3 separate regions of the Homo sapiens genome follow, and regions 2 and 3 are each linked to region 1. Evidence: chromatin contacts called from ENCODE Hi-C or POLR2A ChIA-PET data. All regions are on one chromosome and are shown on one strand. The core of a region is the stretch at or near the end of the contact, and the rest is flanking DNA. Distances in the headings are between cores, read along the strand shown.

What was found. Hi-C counts contacts between places; a loop is a spot of excess contacts on that map. ChIA-PET counts read pairs that join two places held with the same protein, here RNA polymerase II (POLR2A). Pooled maps may share reads with other maps.
Region 2: a loop to region 1 is called in a pooled map, with 5 times the contacts of the local background. The contact joins the promoter of PSMB3 here to the promoter of ARHGAP23 in region 1. A Hi-C loop is called at or near these places in 4 of 50 pooled maps. POLR2A ChIA-PET finds 5 or more read pairs at or near these places in 2 of 52 experiments (H1 and HEK293).
Region 3: a map of endothelial cell of hepatic sinusoid shows a loop between it and region 1 (4-fold over the local background). The contact joins the enhancer-like site here to the promoter of ARHGAP23 in region 1. A Hi-C loop is called at or near these places in 4 of 168 maps with a recorded cell type or tissue (aorta, endothelial cell of hepatic sinusoid, gastrocnemius medialis and 1 more), 2 of 37 single-sample maps with no recorded cell type and 2 of 50 pooled maps. POLR2A ChIA-PET finds 5 or more read pairs at or near these places in 3 of 52 experiments (BJ, HEK293T and activated CD8-positive, alpha-beta memory T cell).

Annotation. Positions count from the first base shown.
Region 1 is chr17:38,426,381-38,430,321 of GRCh38, forward strand. It overlaps ARHGAP23 (Rho GTPase activating protein 23), which reads left to right and starts at 2,084. Exons shown (of 24, transcript NM_001199417.2): 1 at 2,084-2,168. The coding sequence starts at 2,106. RefSeq lists enhancers at 2,248-3,157, 3,158-3,941.
Region 2 is chr17:38,750,914-38,754,854 of GRCh38, forward strand. It overlaps PSMB3 (proteasome 20S subunit beta 3), which reads left to right and starts at 1,828. Exons shown (of 6, transcript NM_002795.4): 1 at 1,828-1,916; 2 at 2,237-2,421. The coding sequence starts at 1,914. It overlaps TRN-GTT2-5 (tRNA-Asn (anticodon GTT) 2-5), which reads right to left and starts at 941; the gene lies at 868-941. LOC100287808 (a long non-coding RNA gene) reads left to right here. Exons shown (of 1, transcript NR_149004.1): 1 at 1-839.
Region 3 is chr17:38,684,039-38,687,979 of GRCh38, forward strand. No RefSeq gene overlaps it. Among named protein-coding and RNA genes, the nearest start is that of EPOP, 11 kb to the left of the region's middle. Within about 2 kb of position 1,622, at least 6 of the 41 ENCODE cell types and tissues checked have a DNase peak (open chromatin) inside an H3K27ac peak, as active enhancers do.

The DNA of each region.
Region 1 (3,941 bases), core at 834-3,333:
AAATACAAAAAATTAAAAAATTAGCCAGGTGTGGTGGTAGGCGCCTGTAATCCCAGCTACTTGGGAGGCTGAGGCAGAAGAATAGCTTGAATCTGGGAAGCAGAGGTTGCAGTGAGCCAAGATGGCACCATTGCACTCCAGCCTGGGCAAAAAGAGTGAAACTCCATCTCAAAAAAAAAAAAAAAAAAAAAATCCAGGCAGTATGACAGATTACAGTTAGACAGCAGGAAGGACTTTCCAGAAGTGGAGGCTAATTCTGGCTGCACATGACCTTGATAAAAAGGGATGAGGAAGGGAGAGGAGTCATTTAACTGCCCCTCCATTATTATGAAACAGAATCCCTTTCTCTTGACTGCCAGGGGATTTAAAATACATTAAATAAAGCATATGAGCTAAACCCCAGTCAGTATCTCATTCCTCAGGTTCACAGGAGTAGGGATGGCCTAATTGTTGTCTGGGGCACCCCAACCCCTCTAAGACCTGAGTTCCCAACCCTGATCAAGGTTAAAGGGGTGGAGGTCTTGGGGCTGCTCGGCTCTCAGGGGTCTCCTTGCCCAAGGAAGGTGGTGACTCCAGCAGGCAGAGCTGGCCTTCCCGCTTTCACTGCCTCCTCTCTCCAAGTCCTATTTTATCCTCCGCCTTCTTTTCTACATAATCTGGGAAAAGGAATATGGAAGCCCCTTAAACTGAAAAAGTCATGGGAAAGAGGTAAGCATAAGCTGGAGGAAGTAAGAAGCAGGAAGAATGGGAGTTAGATAGTAGAAAGAATTTTCTAGCTATTTTCTAATAATGAAGGACAAGGCCAGGCATGGTGGCTCACGCCTATAATCCCAGCACTTTGGGAGGCTGAGGCAGGCGAATATCACTTGAGGTCAGGAGTTTGAGACCAGCCTGGCCATCCTGGTGAAACCTCATCTCTACCAAAGTACAAAAGTTAGGTGGGCGGTGTGGCATGGGCCTGTAGTCCCAGCTACCTGGGGAGGCTGAGGTGGGAGGATCACTTGAACCTGGGGGCAGAGGTTTCAGTGAGCCTAGATTGTGCCACTGTACTCCAGCATGGGTGACAGAGTGAGACCCTGCCGAAAAAAAAAAAAGGAAAAGAAAGACAGAAGGACTGTCCCTCCCTGGACTGTCAGGGGATGGGCTGGAGGGGGTCCTTCTGGGGGACAAGGAAAGAAGCTGGCTCAGGACCAGGGCATCTCTTTAGGCCCAGCTCAGAGTGAAGCCAGGAAGGGTGGCTGTGGGGTGCTGGTGATTGGGAGCCTCTGCTGTCACTGCTGTTCACTGCAGAGCAGGACTGTGGGCTGGCCCCATGGCCTGAGCCCCAGGACTGGCTGGGTGGGGGTCCGAAGGGCTGGGGCACCTGCCAGCCTCTCTTCTATGCTCGACTCCCCCTCCTCTCTGGGATCCTGGGCTGAGACTCTGGCTGGGAGGGGCTTACCCTACACTGAGGGGCACCCCGTCTCCCCACCCCCTGCACTAAATCTTCCCTTGTGTCTCAATGTCTAGGGGTCTCTAAAGGGAAGGGGGCCTCTAAGCCTTTTTCTGTCTTCCCCCCTTTCTGATCCTGGGTCTCCTCATCTTTGTTTCTGACTTTCTCTGCCTCTCTCTGCGCTGTCTCTATCTTGTCTCTGCCTTTCTCATGCTTTCTGGGTCTCTGGATCTCTGTTTCTGACCATCTCTGGCTGGCTGTTTCTCTTTGCTTCCCTCTCCCTCCCTCCCTATCCCCGTGCTAGTTCTGGGTTCGGTGCCCTTGTCCTCTTTCCTGGGCCTGGATGGCCCTCTATCTGGGCCGGTCCCTTAGAGGCCGGGCAAGCGTCTCCTGGAGACCGCCTCTCTTCGCCAGGCTGGGCTCTGACGTCCAGCTCTCAGGCAGCGCTCGCCTCTGCCTCAGCCCGGTTGCAGGTCTGTGGCCCTTGAGCGAGGCCGCCGGGGCACCCAGAAGGGAGCGCGGGGTGGGTGGTGGGAAGGGGGAGGGGCGAGGGGGCGGACCCCGGGGGGGGCCCCCCCACACCGCGCTCGGCCCCGCCCCCGGCCCCGCCCCTCCCGGGTCCCTGCCGGCGCCCCCAGCCGTGCCCCGGCCGCAGAGCCGCCGCTGCCACCCGATGAATGGAGTCGCCTTCTGCCTGGTCGGGATCCCGCCCCGCCCGGAGCCCCGGCCCCCACAGGTGAGGGTGCTGGGCCAGGGAAGTGGGCGGGGCCGGTAGCTGCTGGGGAGCGGGCTGCCAAGCCAGGGTCGCTGCGACCCCGCTCGCCCTGCACAGCCTGGGGCGCACGGTGGGCGCGGGCACCGCGGGCACCGCTGCGGGGAGATTCAGCTGGTGGCAGGCCCGGGAGGGGGCCCGAGCAAGAGCTGTCCGGGGTAGAGGGGTGGGAAGGACGGAAGCAGGCAAGGGGTCGGGACGGGCACGGGGCTGTCAGGACAGGGGGCACAGACCCAGGTGGCGGTGCCAGGCCCCCAGCGGCTGGGCAGCGGGGGCGGGAGGCCCGCGGCTTTTGTTCGGGTTTTTCAGGCGGGGCGCCTGCCGCCGTTTCCTCTGCCCGAGTTTTCGTTTTCCGTTGGCGAGGCCCCGGCACAGCTGGAGGGAGAGGGGGTGGGGGAGGGGGTTCCCGGAGCGGGACGTCCTCCACTAAGGCGTCCGGACACCCCCTCCCCGCGCCACACTCGCCCCCTGCCGGGTCGGACTGCGGGACGGGTTGCCAGGCGCGGTTCCGCCGCCCTCCTGGATCCTGGGGAAGTTCTAGACACAGGCCCAGGACCCCGGGCTCTGCCGGCGAGGCTGCCCTCCCCTCTGCCCTCTCCGACCGGCTGTGGGTGGGTCAGAGCGCGGGGTGCCAGGGGCATTACTCAGCGCTGGGCTGCTCTGCCTGGGTTCTTTCATCTGCCAGCTGCTGAGGCTGGGGAGGGGCCAGCAGGGGCCTCCCAGCCCCATCCCCCCATCAGGGCCATTCCCTTACCTCTGAGCCTGGCTGCCCGCCCTGCAGGAGCCCCCCAGCAGGCCTCCCTGCTCCTAAGTTGAAGGGTTGAACACTGTCAGGCCAACAGTTTCCCTGAGCTCGGAAAAGAAATTCCCCGGGGTCCAGGTTGAGGTCAAGGCCAGGGCTGAGGCCTGTTCCTCTTTAGACAGGGCTGAAAGACTTGGGGACCCTCCTCCCCAGCTTTCCCGGCAGTGTTGAAGGTGGGATCTGGTGCTTGCAACTCTTTTGGAGACTGGTGTGTTCCTTGGTTGCTGGATGTGTGTTCAGTTCTCCCTCAATCTGCATCTCTCCCCGACTCCCTTCAGCCAAAGTGTGTTTCCTAATTATGAACTTGAAATTCAGGATGGACGGGGGGTGGGGGTGGAGGTCATGAATCCAAGCATGAGTCCCTTGGATTCAATCCCCCACCAGCAACACATACTTCATCTCTATCCCCTGCACCCCTCTCTGTCTCCACCCCAACCCTGCGGCCTAGCTGGGGGTGAGTGGCTTTTGATCCCATGTGGTTCTCCCCTCTGCCAGGGCAACAGACCCCATTCCCCAAAGTGACAGCTCTCACTGCCATGTGCTCCTTGGCATGCGATTTGAATCTCGATTATATAACCAGTCATTTCGCCTCCAAAGGCAGCCCAAAGGCCCCCGGCCCCAGCGGCTTCTTCCACTTGCCCACAGTGTGGTTGGGTCCACCCCAAGGTGGCTGGGAATTCCAAGATCCTGCATCTGAGGACCTGACCTCTTCTTGGGAACCATGGGAGCAGTAAATCCTCTACATTCAGTGCTGGATTCAAAGGCCTCAATAATAATAAACAGGAAGAATGGGAGTGGGCAGGGTAGGTGTTGGTGTCCCATTTCACAGAGAGGGTCTGAGCCTATGTAGTGACAGTGCCCAGGCAAGAACCCAGGACACTTGAGGGTAGTCAGGGCACAAGATGAAGCTTGGGGAGGAAAGCTGTTAGGAAGGT
Region 2 (3,941 bases), core at 578-3,077, 320 kb after region 1:
TGGCTGTCACAAGCCAGAGACTCGCAGAGGACAGGAACGCGGGAAATCTAGGCAATTACCTCCAGCATATACCAAGAGCTATTGCGAGGATCAGATCCCTTTAAAAATGGTGACGAGACAGGAGAGGGCGGCTCCTCTAGAGCTTTCCGGAACGTCTTTACCTCTGTGTCCTTTATACCTTTTATCTCCCCCAAACAAGGTCCTTAGTCAGTTTCTCCTTCTATTTCCCCATCTTCCTCCCCCACCTCCCTGTGTAGTTCTAGGGGGAAAAAATGTGTTGTTTTCCTTTTTTTCTGATGCTTCTAATATTAAATGCGTCTATTTTCCCACTCTCCATTGTCTTGAGGTCTTCCCCTACCCACCCTGCCTAGTTCTGTCACGTCCCTTCTTTCCCTGTATCACAACAATGTTCTCCCTTTCTCACCTTTGTTTCTCTTCATACTTGTTTCTCTCTCTGTGTCTCTCTCATTCTCTTCCCTTCCAAATGTAGTATTTGGAGACTGTAATATCGATTGAGGCAGACAATAGAAAACTGTCGAACCTCCACTGTAAATTCATTCTTAATCCTATGAAAAAATGCATCCTGAAACGTGTTGCATGCACAGTGAGACAAAAACCTGTGTCTTTAGGTTTCCTGCGATCTAGCTTGGAGGCGGGTTGGGGGGGTGTGGAGGGAAGTGCTGGAGAAATTATCCCATTATTGACTGAGCAGCAAAGAATTTTCAAGAACAGTGATTCTCCTAGAAAAAGTATTGCTGCTGCCATTTCAATGCAAAATTTGGCTTTTGAGTAAAAGGCTTAGGTTTTTATCTTCCGGGGAGAAAAAAAAAACCCAAAAGACAAAAAAAAAAAAAAAAAAGGTCATAGCGTCCCTGGGTGGGCTCGAACCACCAACCTTTCGGTTAACAGCCGAACGCGCTAACCGATTGCGCCACAGAGACCGAGTCGACTACCGGCGTAGTAGTGAGCCGAGTCAATGGGAGCGAGCCTGGACGGCGCAGACGCCGTAAGAGATGCCGCCATCGGGCGAAATAAGTGGAACCCGGGGGAGAAAGGGAAGGATCCTGATGGGGGAGGGAGGCGAAAGAGCTTGGGAGGAGAGGACGCGGGACGTGCACGCCCTTCCTCCATTGGAACGGCGAGAGGTCGACTCTGGCTATCCTCAGGTTCTACCTCAAACGTGGAGAGGCGCGGAACGTCCCTTTTTAGGGTGACCTGAGATTGAGGATACGTGAAGTCGGGCCGCAGGAAGTCCCCCAAATCAGAACAAGCTTCGGCTTCCAAACTCCCTTTCACAGCTGAACCCCTGCAGCCGCAAAATACCCGCGACGCCTACACGCGACGCCTTCCCCTTCCCACCTGCATCATTAAATTTCCATTTAATGGGCGCCTCCTATATACTAGGCACTGTTGTGGGCCAGTGAATATTCCGAGCCTAGGCAAGTGCCTGGTACACAGTAAACGCAGGATTTCTGGAGTGAATAAATAAGCTAGCACGACTAATACGACGAACTCATACATCACGTTGATAAGCGTCACGGTGCCCCTTCAGCTGGGGCCGCAGCTTCCTAAACCCAGTTTCACCAGCCCACGTGCGCGCAGGCTCCGCCCCCAGTCCCTGAGGTCCCGAGTCCAGGTCCGCCGAGATCCCACTATGCACCGTGTCGCAAGTCTCTTCCGCAGCCACAGTGACTTTTCACTTCCGCTTTTCCCGCCTCCGTTTTGACTTTGCAACCAAACTACCTGTACTGGTGACCGACAGGGACGTGTGACCAATAGAAAGCCCAGATGTCCAGGAAGAGTCCGCCTATCAGCCAATGAAGAGACAGCAGTGAGAGCGGTTGCGCAGTGAAGGCTAGACCCGGTTTACTGGAATTGCTCTGGCGATCGAGGGATCCTAGTACACCGCAATCATGGTGAGATGGGGAGTTAAAGCAAAGGGGCATGGGGAAGGATTGAGAAGCGGAGGGGGTCAGGAGAGGCTTGGGGACGAAAAGGGCCTAGGGTCGATGGAAGGAAGCGGTTTCAGTTCGAGGGGAGCGGGCCCCGGTGAGGACCAAGAGGGTGAGTGCGGCTCATTGCCGCCACACAGTGCTCATCCCAGCTGGAGAACCAGGGGTTCAGACGCCTCCGGAATGGAGAACGGGCGTACAGGAGCCTCCGCATCAGGAGCTGGGCCGGGGGCTGTGGCAGCGTTTGACCCCCCGCGCTGACCCCTCCGCTCTGTCTGTCCTAGTCTATTATGTCCTATAACGGAGGGGCCGTCATGGCCATGAAGGGGAAGAACTGTGTGGCCATCGCTGCAGACAGGCGCTTCGGGATCCAGGCCCAGATGGTGACCACGGACTTCCAGAAGATCTTTCCCATGGGTGACCGGCTGTACATCGGTCTGGCCGGGCTCGCCACTGACGTCCAGACAGTGTAAGTTTCAAGGGTCCCCGCCCACACCCAGGCCTCTTCTTGGACCATCCAACCCCGGCGTCTTGACCGGCCAAGGTGTCAGTCATCTACCACACACCACCAGTGAGTTTGAGACTTTGCCGCCTCCAAAAAACATGTCCTTCCCTTTCTTTTTTTTTTTTTTAGACAGGGACTTGCTCTGTCACCCAGGCTGGAGCTCAGTGGCATGATCTCAGCTCACTGCAACCTCCACCTCCCAGGCTCAAGCGATTCTCGTGCCTCAGCCTCCTAAGTAGCTGGGACTACAGGCGCGCACCACCATGCCTGGCTAATTTTTGTATTTTTAGTAGAGACAGGGTTTCACCATGTTGGCCAGGCTAGTTTCGAACTCCTGACCTCAAGTGATCCACCTGCCTCAGCCTCCCAAAGTGCTGGGATTACAGGCATGAGCCACCACACCTGGCCTGACTTTGATTTTGACAACAATTTTGAGCAGACAAGACAAGCCCAATAGAAACATCTTGCAAGCAGTTGGGGTTTTGTTATTACATCTCAGGGTTGGGGAAGCATTGGCAATGTGCCAAATCTATGGGAGCAGATTCTGGAGAGACAAAGTCTGTAGGGAGGGAAATAATGAGCGGCAGTTTGAGAGCTGAACGTTACATTTAGCAGTGAGGGGCGAAGAGAAGCCAGAGAAGAATAAGAGAGGAAAAGAACGGTGATAGGTTTTCAGGAGGGAATACGTGGTCACAGGGGGCAGGTCCTGCAGGGTACTGGTGCCTGAGGAGCAGCAGGTCCTGGATTTGTTTCCTAGAAGGTGGAGAGACTAGCTCACAAGCGTGGGTGGATGCCTGTCAGAAAATGTTCTCATTTCGGCTGGGCGCGGTGGCTCACACCTGTAATCCCAACACTTTGGGAGGCTGAGGTGGGCGGATATCTTGAGATCAGGAGTTCCAGACCAGCCTGGCCAACATGGTGAAACGCTGTCTCTACTAAAAATACAAAAATTAGCCAGGCTGGGTGGTGGGCACCTGTAATCCCAGCTACTCGGGAGGCTGAGGCTGGAGAATTGCTTGAACCTGACAGACGGACGTTGCAGTGAGCTGAAATTGTGCCACTGCACTCTAGCCTGGGCAACAGAGCGAGACTCTGTCTCAAACAAAATAAAAAAAGAAAGAATAAAAGAAAATGTTCTCATTTCTCTTAAAACTCCCTGAGTCTCAAGAACATAACACTTACTGAGATCTCACCCAGCCTGCCCTTTTTTCCTGTCTGGTAGAGTCAGAGAATGACATCCTGGGGTTCCTGTCAGTGAAGTCTCCCGTGAGCCTTCCCTTCTGCAGTCACTGCTGTTCTCACACCATTTCCTTTTCTTCAGAGGGCTTTTCTCACTGCGTTTGCTTCCTTCTGGGCAATGACTGCTCATTTCACTAGGCCTCAGTTTCCTTACCTGGAAGATGAAGCTCAAGTCATTTCTAAGTCTCTTTGCTCTGGTGTCCTGAGACTCATTGCTTTTCCTCCAGCAGGTGTGGCATTGGTCT
Region 3 (3,941 bases), core at 372-2,871, 260 kb after region 1:
GCCCCCAGCTACTTGGGAGGCTGGGACAGGAAGATCCCTTAATCCCAAAAGTTTGAGGATGCAGTGAGCTTTGGTCACACCACTGCACTCTAGCCTGGGTGACAGAGCAAGACCCTGTCTCAAAAAAAAAAAATAATTATTATCCATAGGTAAGAAAAAACATGGCCGGGCGCCGTGGATCACTCCTGTAATCTCAGCACTTTGGGAAGCCAAGGTGAGCAGATCATTTGAGGTCAGGAGTTCAAGACCAGCCTGGCCAACATGGTGAAACCCATCTCTACTAAAAATACAAAAATTAGCCGGGCTCGGTGGCGGGCACCTGTAATCCCAGCTACTCGGGAGGCTGAGGCAGGAGAATTGCTTGAACCCAGGAGGCGGAGGTTACAGTGAGCCGTGATCACGCCATTGCACTCCAGCATGGGTGACAGAGCAAGACTCCGTCTCGGGAAAAAAATAAAAAATAAAAAATGAGAAACTCACGTATTAATGCTTGGTGCATAGAAGTTCATGATCAATGTAAGTGCCTTTGGCAGTAGCTTAGGCTGCCTTTTCCCTTTCCTCCTTTCTTTCCTTGTCCCATCCCTCTCCGCATTCACTTAGGAACTATTCCAGACTTGCCTCCTCCTGCAGTACTTCCTCCATATGACCATGGTTAATTCATTCATTTATTTACCTCACAGTTACTGAGCACCCACCATGTAGCAAGCCCCAGGCCAGGCCCTGGGGACTCAGAGATGCTGGAGACGCAGTCTGGTGGGGGAGATGGACATTACAAGCTGATCTAAGAAGTAGCAATAGAGGGATGATCATGGTCCTGGAATCTTAGAGGAGGATGACCCTAGAGGAAGAGGAAGGAGGTCTTTTCAGAGAACGTAATCTTCCTCCTATGTCTACAGGCTGAACAGGAGTATACAAAGGAGGCAGGGCTGGGCATGGTGGCTCATGCCTGTAATCCCAGCACTTTGGGAGGCCAAGGCAGATGGATCACCTGAGGTCACCTCAGATCACCTGAGACCAGCCTGTCAACATGGTGAAACACCATCTTTACTAAAAATACAAAAATTAGCCATGTGTGGTGGTGCATGCCTGTAGTCCCAGCTATGCAGGAGGCTGAGGCAGGAGAATCACTTTGAACCTGGGAGGTGGGAGTTGCCGTGAGCCGAGATTGCACCACTGCAGTCCAGCCTGGGCGACAGAATGAGAGACTCCATCTCAACAAAAAGAAAAAGAAAAAAAAACAAAGGAGGCAGGAGAGAAGAGAGAAGAATTCCACCTGCAGAGGAATATGAGCAAGGAACCAAGGCAAGCAAGTGCCTGCCCCATGTGCTGCCAACTTCCAGCCATCAGCGTACCACCCCTCTGTTAAGTAGCAGGGTGCCCTGGCCTTGGCCTTTCTCATCCACCTTCCTAGAGTCATCTCATCTCCCTTGCACAGCCAATCACTCTCGCCATCAGGAGGTCTCTCCCATTAAAAAGCTAAATCTTCCTTGACCCCAGAGGCTACAGCCCTATCCCTTTCTTCCCTTCACAGCCAAGCTCCCCCGAGAGCTGTCTACGCACGTAGCCTTCCTTTTCTCACTTCCCACTTGCTCCCCAACCCGCTTCCATCTGCTTCCACCCTCGCCCGCCACCGGAATAGCTCTTGCTGAAGTCTCGGTGGCCTCCATCTCATCGAAACTGGCAGGCACTTGTCAGCCTCCCTGACCTCTCCGGGCAGCCCGCTTGGCTGGCCACTTCCTCCTCCGAGACATTTCCAGTCCCCTTCTTTCTGGACACCAAGCTCCCTTGCTGTCCTGCCTCTGGGGCTGCTTCCTCTTGCTTTTCAGTGCAGGCTCACTCTCCCCTTTTCAGCCCAAAATGTCGGGGCTCCTCAAGGCTTTGTCCAGAACTCTCTTCTCTCTCCAGACACTCTTCCCTGCTCACTTTGCAGTCAGCATTGGAGCCCCGGGGTTCAGCCTGGCCCTTTCCTCTCAGGTCTGGCCCAGACACCACACTGCCCACTCAGTCCACCTCGGACATTTCAAAAGCCCCTCAAACTCAGCCATCCCAAACCATCAGCACCCACTCCACCCCCTCTTCCCAGGAAACCTATCCTGAGGTGTGGCTCCCCCATCTATTCACTTCCACAGCCAGAAACCCAGTCCTCATCCCGACACCTCCAGCCCTCCAAGTCAATGCCTCAGCAAGACTCATCATACCCCACAGTCATCTTTCCAAAGCCACAAATCTGACTGTTACGCCCGTATTCAAAACCTTTTTTCTTTTCTTTTTGAGACAGGGTCTCACTCTGTCACCCAGGCTGGAGTGCAGTGGCACAGTCACAGCTCACTGTAGCCTCAACTTCCTGGGCTCAACTGATCCTCCCACCTCAGCCTCCCAAGTAGCTGGGACTACAGGTATGTGCCACCACACCCAGCTAATTTTTAAAATTTTTTGGGGGGCCAGGCCCGGTGGCTCACACCTGTAATCCCAACACTCTGGGAGGCTGAGGCGGGCGGATCACCTGAAGTTGGGAGTTCGAGACCAGCCTGACCAACATGGAGAAACCCCATCTCTACTAAAAATACAAAATTAGCCAGGTGTGGTGGCAGGTCCCTGTAATCCCAGCTACTCAGGAGGCTGAGGCAGGAGAATCTCTTGAACCTGGGAGGCGGAGTTGCCAGGAGCCAAGATCGTGCCATTGCACTCCAGCCTGGGCAACAAGGGCGAAACTCTGTCTCAAAAAAAAAAAGTTTTTGTAGAGTCGGGGTCTCACCATGTTGCCCAGTCTGGTCTTGGGCCAGCTGGTGAGCAAATGTGGTCCCAGCTACTTGAGAGGCCAAGGTGAAAGGATCGCTTGAGCCCAGGAGTTCGAGATCCATCTCTACAAAAAAACAAAAATCTGTTAATGGTTTCCTACTGCTTTCAGGAGAAAGACCAGACTTTTTTTAATTTTCTTTTTGAGATGGAGTCACACTCTGCTGCCCAGGCTGGAGTGCAGTGGCACGATCTCGGCTCACTGCAACCTCCATTTCCCAGGTTCAAGTGATTCTCCTGCCTCAGCCTCCTGAGTAGCTGGGATTACAGTTGTGCGCCACCACACCCAGCTAATTTTTGTCTTTTTAGTAGAGAAGAGGTTTCACCATGTTGGCCACGCTGGTCTCAAACTCCTGACCTCAAGTAATCTGCCCACCTTGGCCTCCCAAACTGCTGGGATTACAGGCGTGAGCCACCAAGCCCAGCCTAAAAGACTAAACTCTTAATTTGGCTCACAGGTAGTGTTACTTAACTCTAGCAATGCCACACACAGGTCTTCTTAGGGAAGGGGACAGTTCCCTTGCCTCTTCCTTCAGCCACTCATGTCTTCTTTAGGCCTAAAGCAATAAGCTCCTTCCTCTCTTTCCCTAAGCACTTGCTGTTCCTTCAGACTGTAAACTTTCCCCCCACATTGCTTCTCCTGGCCAACGCCTGCTCCTACTCAGAGCTCCACTGAGTCATCCCTTCCTCTAAGAAAACCTCTCTTCGCCCTTCCAGATGATGCCCAGGTCAGTTTCCACACTATCCCCACTTCAAGAGCTGTGTATATTTCCTTCAAAGATTTCCACTGGCCAGGCGTGGTGGCTCACGCCTGTAACCCCAGCACTTTGGGAGGCCAAGACGGGCAGATCACCTGAAGTCAGGAGTTCAAGACCAGCCTGGCCAACACAGTGAAACCTGCTCTCTACTAAAAATACAAAAATTAGCCGGGTGTGGTGGCACGTGCCTGTAGTCTCAGCTACTTGGGCGGCTGAGGCAGGAGAATCGCTTGAATCCAAGAGACAGAGGTTGCAGTAAGCTGAGAGGGCGCCATTGTACTCCAACCCGGGCAACAGAGCAAGACTCCATCTCAAAAAAAAAAAAAAAAAAAAGATTTCCATCTGCTAATCACTATTCATCTATTAGTGTATCTGATTATCCACCTC